2 separate regions of the Mus musculus genome follow, and region 1 is linked to region 2. A link is a loop called in an ENCODE intact Hi-C map of the cell type or tissue named here. Cell type or tissue: heart. All regions are shown on one strand. Links, peaks and the distances in the headings refer to the core of each region. The heading gives the core; the rest is flanking DNA. Region 1 has its middle 16 kb from the start of Gm12295. Region 2 overlaps Myocd (myocardin).

Region 1 (5,381 bases), core at 132-5,131, 94 kb before region 2:
TACGGGGACTATTGACACTGGTTAGCTAGAGCTAAGAAATTGCCAGTAACTAAGAAGAGACTAGCATTATTAAGGTGAAATCTTCTGGGAAGTGTTTTCTGAGAGCACAAAGAGGCTGTGTTCCAGAGATAGTCAAGGTTGTATCTTGTGCTATGGCTGGACTGGGTAATGTGTAAGAGTCAACCAGATGGTACTGGCTTTGAAGCCATAAAGGAGTCATGAAGAACAGCTGAGGCTTGACATTATGAGAAGCCATGGAAGGCCATTGGTGAAAGTGCAGCCTTACTTGCAATTGATGGCCCAGGACTGAAGGGGTCATGCAAAGGAGTTGAGGCTTGGCACCATGAAGAGAGCCAATGTATGAGAGGCTATTGTTGAAACCTAGTTGCAATGGAAGACAGTGTTTTGGAGATGCCGGTACCATGAGGTGATCACCAAGAACAGCAGCAGCAGTGGAGTACAGGCGGCTGGAGCCTAGAAGACAAGGTGTGTGCTACAAAGGGGCAGGGCTGGAGAAGTGACCCAAGCCCTTGGAGGAGGCCAGAAGATCATGAGTAGAACCCAGACATTGGACAGTAAGAATTTGATTTTGCTTTTGATTGTGACTGTGCCCTGATAGTTTTCCCTCTTGAAGTAAGTAAGAAAGTATTTTAGTGGAGCTCACAGTTAAGAGACTTGGAACTGTAAAAAGACTTTGAACTTCAAAAAAGATTGGATATTTTAAAGGGATTGAAATTTTAATATGTAAGCATTTGTAAAGACTGTGGGACTTTTAAAGTTATTTAGACCTTGAGGATGAATAAGAAAATAAGGGTTGAGGGTTAATAGTGATACGTTTGTATGTCAAGTTGACAAGGGGTCAATTGTACTGGCTGCTTTGGTGTGTCAACTTGATACAAGCTGGAGTTATCACACAGAAAGGAGGCTCCCTTGAGGATATACCTTCATGAGATCCAGCTGTAAGGCATTTTCTCAATTAGTGATCATGGTGGGAGGGTCTAGCCATTGTAGGTGGTGGCATCCCTGGGCTGGTAGTCCTGGGTTCTATAAGAAAGCAATCTGAGCAAGCCAGGTGAAACAATCCAGTAAGCAACAATCCTTCATGGCTTCTGTATCCACTCCTGCCTCCAAGTTCCTGCCCTGTGTGACTTCCTGTCCCGACTTCCTTTGGTGATGAACAGCAATGTGGAAGTGTAAGCTGAATAAACCCTTTCCTCCCCAACTTGCTTCTTGCCCATGATGTTTTGTACAGGAATAGAAACCCTGACTAAGACAGATGGTAAGATAGCTCAGTCAGTTAAGTGTCATTATGTAAGCATGAAGGCCCTGACTTGACCCCTGCACCACATAAAAATCTGGACGTGGTGATGTGTGGGTGTTTTTGTCAATCTAAGCATTAGGAAGACAGAGATGGGAGGATAGCCAGGGTTCACTCAAACACACACATTCGAATACACACACACACACAATCACTTTAAAGAGTAAAATTTTAATTTCAGCATATCTGAGTTTGAGTGTTAAATAGTCAAAGATCTGTGAAATGATCAAGCAAATCCCTCCACAGGACAATGCTGTGGTCTTGACATTTGTACGAACTGCAGTTCAAAACTTTTCATATTTGACTCCCTTGTTTGCACAGCACTGGACATGCTCAGTGCTTAGCAGCATGCAGGTGCAGTGTGGACCACACTGGACGGCAGGAATTCGTAGGGTTGTAAGGGTGGGCAGCAATAAATAAAAGTGTCAAGAAGACCCTGCGGAATGGAACTGGGGACAGAGCCTGCCAAGATATAGAGGAAGAAACTTCCAAAAAAAAAGAAAAAATTCTATAGGTGCCAACAGTCCAGGAAGTGGAGTTGCAAACAAAGATGTACATATGACCTTCAAAGGAGTGACCTTGAGGAGGACTCCTTTCTCAAGCCAGGGCCTCAAGGAATGTATGAGGGACACAAGGTTCCCAAAATATGCATTGCTGCCCCTTTCTGGTGCTCATTAGCACAAAACGAGATCCATCTCCTTTATGAGCAATAAGGGACAGGAGCTGAGCTCTCTAAGTGTGTATTCAGAATGTGGGTCCTTCTGGCTTTGCAATGACAACACTCAAGAGAAAGTGCAGAACAGGGTGAATTTCTGCCTACTCTGTGACAGCAGAGGGTGCTGCACCCTCCCCCCCACCCCCTCTAACAGGGTTCATGGTGGCCCTGTGCATTTAGCCTATCTCAATGTTATTTTCTGCTCGCAGTTTTCTGGACAGCTGACACCCTTGACAGTGATAAGAGAAGAGGGTTCCCAAATGGTGCTGTACAGTCCGCTCAGAGCCAAGCAAATACACGAGAGCCTGCCTTATCTCTCCTGTTTCTCAGGGGAAGTGACACAGGCATGAGAGCTGCTGAACAATGTCAACCAGGGACAGAGCATCTGGTGAGACCAAATGGCAGCTAGCTAGATGGCATCTTAAGTGGGCCCTATGCTCTGTGGCTTAAGAGGGACCTGAAATGCATGAAAGGAGATTGAGGGACAAATGGCCCTAACTCAATACATATGGAAGACCCCTTGTATCCACACCCTGCATAGTGTGGAAAGTGCCTACTGTGCGTGAGTATTGCTGAAATGAATGGGAAAAAAAATAGATGGGTAGAGATAAAACACAGAAACAGACCTGTTGGCTGGGATGACTAACTGAGATTTGTTTTTTATTTCTTGCATCAAAACTCCCTTTATTAATTTTTACTCATTAGAAGTTATGGGATAGAGGGCAAGCAAGATGGCCCAGGGAGTCAGAGCACTGACTGCCATAACTAATGAGCTGAATTTAATTCTCAGGACCCACAGAGTGGAGAACCAGCAAGTTGTCCTCTGACCTGCACCAGCATGTCACAGTGCGTGTGCATGGCTACACACAAATAAATACGAGTTGTGAAACAAACAGAGTTTATACTTTTTAAAGTTTCCCCCTATCTAGGCCTTAAGCTCGTCTGTTGTCTGGGTTTTCCCAAACAGGTCTTGACAGATTGACTGTGATGTGATATGCCTGGGCCCCTGATTCACCCAGTCCCCTGAACTGAATCTCTATAAAAACGAAGTTCAGCCATGAGAGAGAAAGAAATTCTTTCATTTGCAGCCATGGGATGAACCTGAGGACAGCAGTTTCGTGAAGTCATCCTGACCTGCTAAAATAAATTGTGCAATGTGCTCATGGCTACATGGGATCTAAAGATGGCAGATTCATCAAAACAGAAGGGATGGTGGAAGCAGGGCTAAGAGATTTGGAGAGATGTCTGTGAGAGGAGAGAGAAGAAAAAGTTCAAGAGATTCGTGGTACACAATACAGACAATGGCGCATTGTACCTAAGATTACTGAGTGTAGGCCCACAGTCCTCTCTCCACAGAAATCAGTGCATGCTGTGAGAGGAATTAAGCCATTGGACACATGCAAGTGTTTCAAAATACCATGTGTATAAATTCTGTCAACTAAAACATTCTATAAGAATGAGAGGGTGCCTTCCTTCTTCACCGGCTGTCCCAGAAACCTCACTCAGAAGTACTCTCCAAAGATACGTACTGAAGGAAGTTCCAAAGACAGCCTGAACTGCAAGGCAGGAGAACCCTTGCAGAGAAGAGGAGCTGCCTGTGTTAGGTTTTAAAAGGGAGACCCTGAAAATATTTTCAGAGTCACCTTAGAAAGAAACTGTAGGCAGGGCAGGAAGCTATTTTACAGTTCTTCAGCTGGCTCTAGATTTTTCAATTTAGGGGTGTGTGTGTGTGTGTGTGTGTGTGTGTGTATGTGTTCAAAACTGCCTATCCTCAGAGATTTAGATGACCCACCCAATTTGGTCTTTCGTTTGTTTGTCTGTTTTTTGTTTTTAATGTTTCAAGACAGAGTTTCTCTGTGTAGCCCTAGCTGTCCTGGAACTTATTCTATAGATCAGGCTGGCCTTGAACAAAACAAAAAACCAAAAACAAAAAAAACAAACAAAAAAAAAAATCTGCCTGTCTCTGCCTCCTGAGCACTAAGGATTAAAGGTGTATGCTGCCACTGCCTCTACCCTATATCTGACTTGAGATTTGTCAGTTCAGCCCTACCCTTCCCACTAACATTGAGTACCAGGGTCACCCAAAATCACAGCTGTTAGGGAGAGAGAGAGAGAGAGAGAGCACTGAGGTTGAGCTCTTCTGTCCTAAAGATGGGTCTCTTGACGTTCTAGTCACACTACATCTCCTGGCCATCCAGATCCCACATCTATGATGTTCTCAGGGAGAAAGCAGAACCAGTTACATCTTTTCCTTCAGGTAGAAGGTTTTTGGTGTGTCCAGTGCTGAGCTCTCTACCCATCAGCCCTGACTAAGGAATGGGGCTACCTCCAGAAGCCAGCGTTCTGCCCCAGCTTGAAAGAGCACAGCCGGTAGGATAAAAGGAACAACTCCATTTGGGAGGGGCCTTGAACCCCATCTCTACCTCTCTAACAACAGCACATCTCCCATGAGTGAAGCTCATACTAGTAGCCAATGCGTGTTGACTGGTCCCCACTCTGTCATCTGGACCACAAAGCTAGATGGTCTCTGTCGCTTACATATACAATGGTTTTAACAACTTATATGCAAATTTGATCACTTTTGCCAGGGAAAAGAAGGAGCCATATAATAATACACCCAAGTCAAAGCTCACCAGATCTACCAGGATTGGTTCATTTAATAGCATCTGGAATCTTTGAAAGATAAGGCTGCCCCACTAAGGGCTAGAGAGTAGCCATGCCTTCAGTGATATTTTAATGCACACGCTTAGGGGCTGGCCCCTGTACGCAGTATTAGAATCCTCTGCTCCCTTATTCTCTTCTGTGGGTTTTTTGGTTTTGTTTTCATTTTTTATTTTTCCCTGTCTAGGGCTCAGAATGACTCTGGAAGAACTTGTAGCTTCCTGTGTTTTCTGACTGGGTCCCTTACCACTGTCTTTGCAAATGGCATTTCCATTAACATTTCTATTTCTGGCCATTAGGGGCACCTAAAGATTTCCCACCAAGATTGACAGCCACTATTTTAAGAAAGTGCTTTTAAAAAGCCAGTGCTTTTGCTAAGTTTAAATCTGACTTTCTCAGGGGATGCTTAAAAGAAATACACAGTTTGTTTGTTTTTTTTTTAAGAACCTTTGCAAGTTCAAAATAACATTCCAGAAGGAGTCACTAGAAAAACATTCAAGGGAAGAGAAAAAAATTGTTTTCGTTTGTAGCAGACCTGGCTTCATCCAAATGTTCTATTTGTTTTTTACTGCAGAAAAGTCAAGTAGCCATAAGACTTGGTGATAACCGAAAGAAAAATGTGTGAATGCCTCTCATAGCTAGAATATTTATGGAAGAGGGAGGAGCCAAAGCTGTCTGGATCTATTA
Region 2 (5,381 bases), core at 140-5,139:
AAATATCACAAGGCTGCCTGGAGTCCAGCTGTAGAAACAGCAGCTAGAGCCCTCACAGCAGCAGAGATGACCCAGCCATTCTCTGGCCCATTACTCCTGGGGACCACATTCCCTCTGTGGCAAGGCGGGGATGAGCTTGTGTGGTGTTTTCTGTCAGCCCCACAGCCTCTGTGTATTTCCTCTTCTTCGTGCACGTGCCGTTCCAGTTGTGTTTATACATTGTGGTTCTCTCTCCAGCTGTGTTTCTATGTTCCTCCCAGACTTGAGAGGCCTACTGGGACGTTGTCTCCCTCCCTCCAGGATTAATCAAAGCCTAAGATAGAATGATCTAGAACCTTTCTTAACACAAGCAAGGACATTTTGACAGTGAGCCTTCCCGCCTGGGCTTTTCCTACCACAGACTTTTCTTTCTTATTGGATGCCAGCTACTGATCCCCTGCCTGACTTGTGAGTGTCTTCTCTGAATATGGTTTTAGAGACTCCAGCTGGTCTCATTCTCATCTCTCTGGAATGGCATACTGTACAGGAAGACAAAGCTCAGGCTCTTGCGGCCACCACTCAGAGGACATCTGGTTGCCTATCATCCTTTTGTGAAAAACTTCATCATGTCAGGACATGGCTTATAACCAACATGATATTCATGGGACTGATAACTTCTCTACAGAATGCAGAATGGCCTTGTTATGTTTATGAGTGGTCGTTATTACTCAGATGTTCCTCAGTACTGAGAGCCCTGGGTTCTTCTCACATGTAAATAGTTTCTAATCACATGATCATTAAACAGTTTCTTCACAGGATGCCAGTATCCCTTAGCTCCAGAGGAAGCAGGGTTTTGTCCATAGGTTTGACTCCTGGCTTGAGGCAAACCAAACCCAGCTGGATTCCTCAAAGAGTGGGAGGACCCTGAGCTCCAGCTACAACTGAAAGGTTTCTAACCTTGTCTTTGGACTGGACCAGGTTTTCCATCTAAGTCAGCACTTCAGTTTCCATTCAACCAGTGTTTTAGAATATGTAGCTCTGTTGTCAAAAATAAATTCATTTTATCACCATAACCTTTAAATATAGAAACCAATGTGTGACCCACCAAGGCCATCCATTTCCAGCTGTCATGTATCTGAAGGCCTCTTTATTCAACATATCTTGGTCTGTGACCCACAGGCTTTACCTCAAAATCAACCTCTTCAGCTCACTCAGAACCCGGTCCATGTTCAGAGACCAAGGAGTTTTGACACTGATCATGCATTTTAAAGGCAGATATACAATAACAATGGCCCTGTGCCAGATGGTAGGGTTGTTTGCCTTGGCATGCCTTACTTTCTCACGGACAAAATTCTACCATTCCACAATGAGAAATCACTTCCAAAGTACAAACGATCCTTAGGGGAAAGAAATCCACCATGGCATGTATGTCAAATGTTTTTCTGAAGAAAAACTCTGGGAAAAGTAGGGTAGGATTCTAAAATGGGGGAGCTGGCAGATTTGGGGGAGAAAGGGTGGGTGCTGAGGGAAGAAAGTGGCCCTCCGATTCTGCAGGGCTGCCTGGTGACCTGAATGCCATCAGTCCTGCGGAACCCACCTCAGTACTGCTGAGAGATGGGCAGTTGGAGTTGAGGATATCTTGCAAGATCCCTGTGGGGTAGCAGGAGGTATTGACAGGTGACACAGGGACATTGAGTGGCTGTCCCATAAGGGAAGAAGGAGACCAGGGGAGTATATCATGTTCATACTGGATAATATTCTTTGACTCTAGTATTTGACCTCTAGAACTGACACGTAATACATATACATAGTAGCTAGCACTTCTGATTTATGAAGATCTGGTCAAGAGACACAAGAGGAGTTTCTGAGGTGTCACAGATCTGAGGAAAGGGAACCCTGGGTACCAGTTCACATCCATTTTATAATGAAGACTACTGATGTCCTTTGAGAGAAGTTGAGTTCTCTCAAGTAGAGGAACCACCAGGCCATAGACTATAGTATATTGTTGGATCTCATCAAGTCTCCTTGACAACAGGCAAGATTAAACAACATCTACATCTATGTGAATGACCTGTGGCACTCACCCTTGGAAAACAGATATTGCTTCATTTTCATTCTGAAGAATGTTAGGGATGGTCAGTCAGTCTGTCCCCAAATAAAAACAGCTCCCCTGCCCTTCAGGACACTAACTTGGAGGTAGAACATCAGGCGGTGCCCTCTCCCATTGCGCCCGACCCTTCCTTCATAGCCCTGGGTGCAGGTTCTAGGGAGAGAGTAACTAGGCCTCCAATTATCTCATTTAATCTTGGAATGTTAAACGTGCGTACACAGGAAAGTACAGCTGACTCATTCATCTAATCACTTCCAGGGAATGGGGGAGTTGAGGTCCCAAGGGGGCAGTGCCAAGAGCCAGTCCTGTGGGCATAGCCGGAGGATGATGTCAGGGCTTCTCAGAGCAGGTCCTTGTCATCACACTGCCTGACGTGTCTGGAGGGACAATAGCCAGCACTCTGCTCTCCAGCAGCTCCCAGCCAGCCTCTTGTCGTGGGAGATTGGAGCAGAGGCCCAGGGTCACAATGCAGTGCAATCAATGTGAATGTTCCACAGGGACACAGATAAGGTGACCAGAAGGTGACCTGTGTCCCTCTCTGCAGCAGCGTGGCTTGAACCAGCAAAGAGGGTGGCCTGCCCTGAACAAAGTTTCTCCTTACCCTAGGAAAGCTGACTCCTTGTTTTCCCAGAATGAGCCTCTCTGGACAAAAGAGTTTCCTCACCGTGGAGTTGCACTGGGCCTTTAAGAGGCTGACCACAAAATAAACTGCTTCCGGGGTGGTCCTTTTGTTTTTGATAATGGTAAACTTGAGAATGGCAGATGCTTCTAAACAAAAACAGTATCAGCCACCAGAATAGCTAGACATGACTGAAAAGTTCACGTCAGGCCGTGACTCGGTGCTGTGGGGATATTATTTCCTGAAACCTAGAGTGGTAGGTCCATTCATTATTCCCACTTTACAGAGGGGGAAACTGAGGCCCTCTGAAGTAATAGAACCAAGAAAAGAAAAGTGCCCCAAGTGTTTCCAACTCTAGAACCCATGAGGGCCTTAAGCGTCTTGTGAAAGTAGGTGGTGGTGGTGGTGGTGGTGGTGGTGGTGGTGGTGGTGGTGGTGGTGGTGGCGGCGGCAGCTCTGAGGGATTCCTCTGTAAGCCTGAAGAATTGCTGTGTGAAGGCTCCCTGTCCCTCCCTTCCTCTTCTGCCCAGAGAGTGACAAACCCAAACAACTTGCAACCCTGAAGGTGATGAAACTGGGGTGGCCCATATGATGGCACAGTCCTTAGTGGTCCTCAAATGTACCTGTTGGCAGAATCTGAGCTGGCCACATCATGTTGTCTGGGTACCAGACATCCATACCATCTGGGGCTGTGGCACTCACCCTGCTCCTTTGTGTGGATGTGAACAAGTTCTGAGTGCTCTGTTTCATGTACTTGTGACTTGTGGCTTAAGCGGGGAAACTCTGAGTTGGTAGGTTTGATGGTATAGGATGTGGATTCTAGAATAATTCTCTCCTCTAGCTAGTAGAGTTTCTTCTTTCCCTCACTACACCAATTCTGTTTATCGGTCCCTCTTGTGTCTCTTCCTCTCTCCACCACCATCCAAGTCCCTGCACCCTTCTGTTGTCCTGCCCATAGCTGACAGTCATTTCAGGTTCCACCCAAGCCCCCTCCTCTCCGGGAGTTCTTAGACAACTTTACATCACCAGCTCTTCTGTCTAACTGCTGTGGACACTCTCCAGGCCACATTTCTTTGACAGATTCTCTTATTATCCCAGGGAGATACACACACAACCTCTCTCCCTACTTTCAGCCTCTTTACCATATCTTATCTGATCACCTCTGCCCCTCTTGAAGTGTGAAAGGTGCAAGTGGAAGAAATAGCTGAGGACCTGCTCCCTTCAGACTTTAGGGGAAAAAATAGAACTGATTACAGAAAGTTGTTCCTCCATACCCACAGGGGCTTAGTGCCAGGATCCCTCACAGATGACATGCTCGGGATTCTCGAGTCCCTCCTGTGAAACGAAATACTATTCGCACATGATCCACGCTCATTCTCCCTTTATGTCAATCACCTATCTACTAGCTGCCATGCTTAATTCCACACAAACACTGTGTAATGCTATATGTACTGCAAGGGGAAGGGGGTAATAGCAAAAACAACGCCTGTAGATGTTCAGAACAGAAGCAATTTTGTCGGTCCTAGTCAATGCCAAGAATGTGGAACCTATAGACAGCAAGCTGATACCATCTATTCCCTTATTCTAGTGACCTGGCTTGAGGTCACCACTTGCCAGCGGGCAGTGCGTCAGGTCAATGGGGGCATCTTCAGTGTATGTGTACCGAGGCAGATCCTTTGCTTCCCTAGTGTGTTCTCCACCCTCCAACCGAGGCAGGCTGATGATTCTCCCTTAAATAACAAGTGGCTCCTCCCAAGGGCTTCGTGGCTAACAGGGAGGGTGGTTGGTTTAGCCACCTTCTTCTGTAAAGTGACTCTGGGGGTCCAAAGGCTGGGAATCCACTCCCAGTTCTGTCATGAAACAGTTGTAGAAAACAGAACTTTCCATATCCTCACCAGCCAGAGTGGAGAAAATGCTTGGCTCCCCATGGCTGTTTGAAAGCTCACAAATCTGCTTTATTCTAGTTGGCTCTGTTAGAGAAATCTGCGCCCTCCTCTCCCTTCCTCTTCCCCCTCCCCCTCCCCCTCTCTCGGTCTCTCTGTCTCTCATGCTCCCTTTGTCCTCCTCTTCCTGCTCCTTCTCTTCTTCCTCCTCCTCTTCTATTCCTTCCATTACACATAATTGCATCATTGTAGGATACAAAAAAACAAAAACAAAACAAAACAAAACAAAAAACCCACCATTCTTCTTCTTTCTCCCTGATTCTTCTAACATTCCTATCCACATGTTAGAATGTGGGACAATTTCACAATTCAGTTCATTTCTCCCTAATTTTTGCACATTCGGGATGCCATATTCTAGTTAAGTTATGGACACCTCTTTGTCACATGAAACATCAGACCACATAAAGAAGACCCAATCCCTTCATCATGAAAGAAATGGGAAGAGGCATGAGACAATGAGCTTCTCGGGGTGTTCTGGTGGGCAGAGAATACGGTGCTCCTGAGGGGCTGGTAGGATCACATGCAGGTGTGCAGCATCGGCTCAGGGCGTGAGCCAGCAGACCTCAGAGGCATGCTGTGGTCTCCCAGGTGGATTTCAACAGGGATAAAAACTAAATATAGGCATTACTTGTGACTAAAACTCCAATGATGTTTTTGAATGGGCTGAGTCGGCAACATATCCATACGTTCTCGGAAACAGCCAGGAGGAGCTTCTCTAGGAGGTCTCACG

What was found. Peaks named below come from ENCODE experiments on the same cell type or tissue, not always from the same donor. Only the 100,000 strongest peaks of a DNase experiment are listed, where the experiment ranks them.
Region 1: a loop joins it to region 2, with 4 times the contacts of the local background. A loop is called at or near these places in 5 of 42 quality-filtered maps.

Annotation. Positions count from the first base shown.
Region 1 is chr11:65,300,921-65,306,301 of GRCm38, reverse strand. No RefSeq gene overlaps it. Among named protein-coding and RNA genes, the nearest start is that of Gm12295, 16 kb to the right of the region's middle. In heart, for the core only: CTCF peaks have their summits at 2,128 (motif pointing right) and 4,984; a DNase peak (open chromatin) is centred at 2,311; H3K27ac peaks cover 3,268 bases.
Region 2 is chr11:65,206,709-65,212,089 of GRCm38, reverse strand. The region is part of intron 5 of Myocd (myocardin); the gene reads left to right. Among named protein-coding and RNA genes, the nearest start is that of Arhgap44, 46 kb to the right of the region's middle. RefSeq lists an enhancer at 1,633-3,235. In heart, for the core only: no CTCF peak of the experiment used is centred there; a DNase peak (open chromatin) is centred at 2,549; H3K27ac peaks cover 4,521 bases.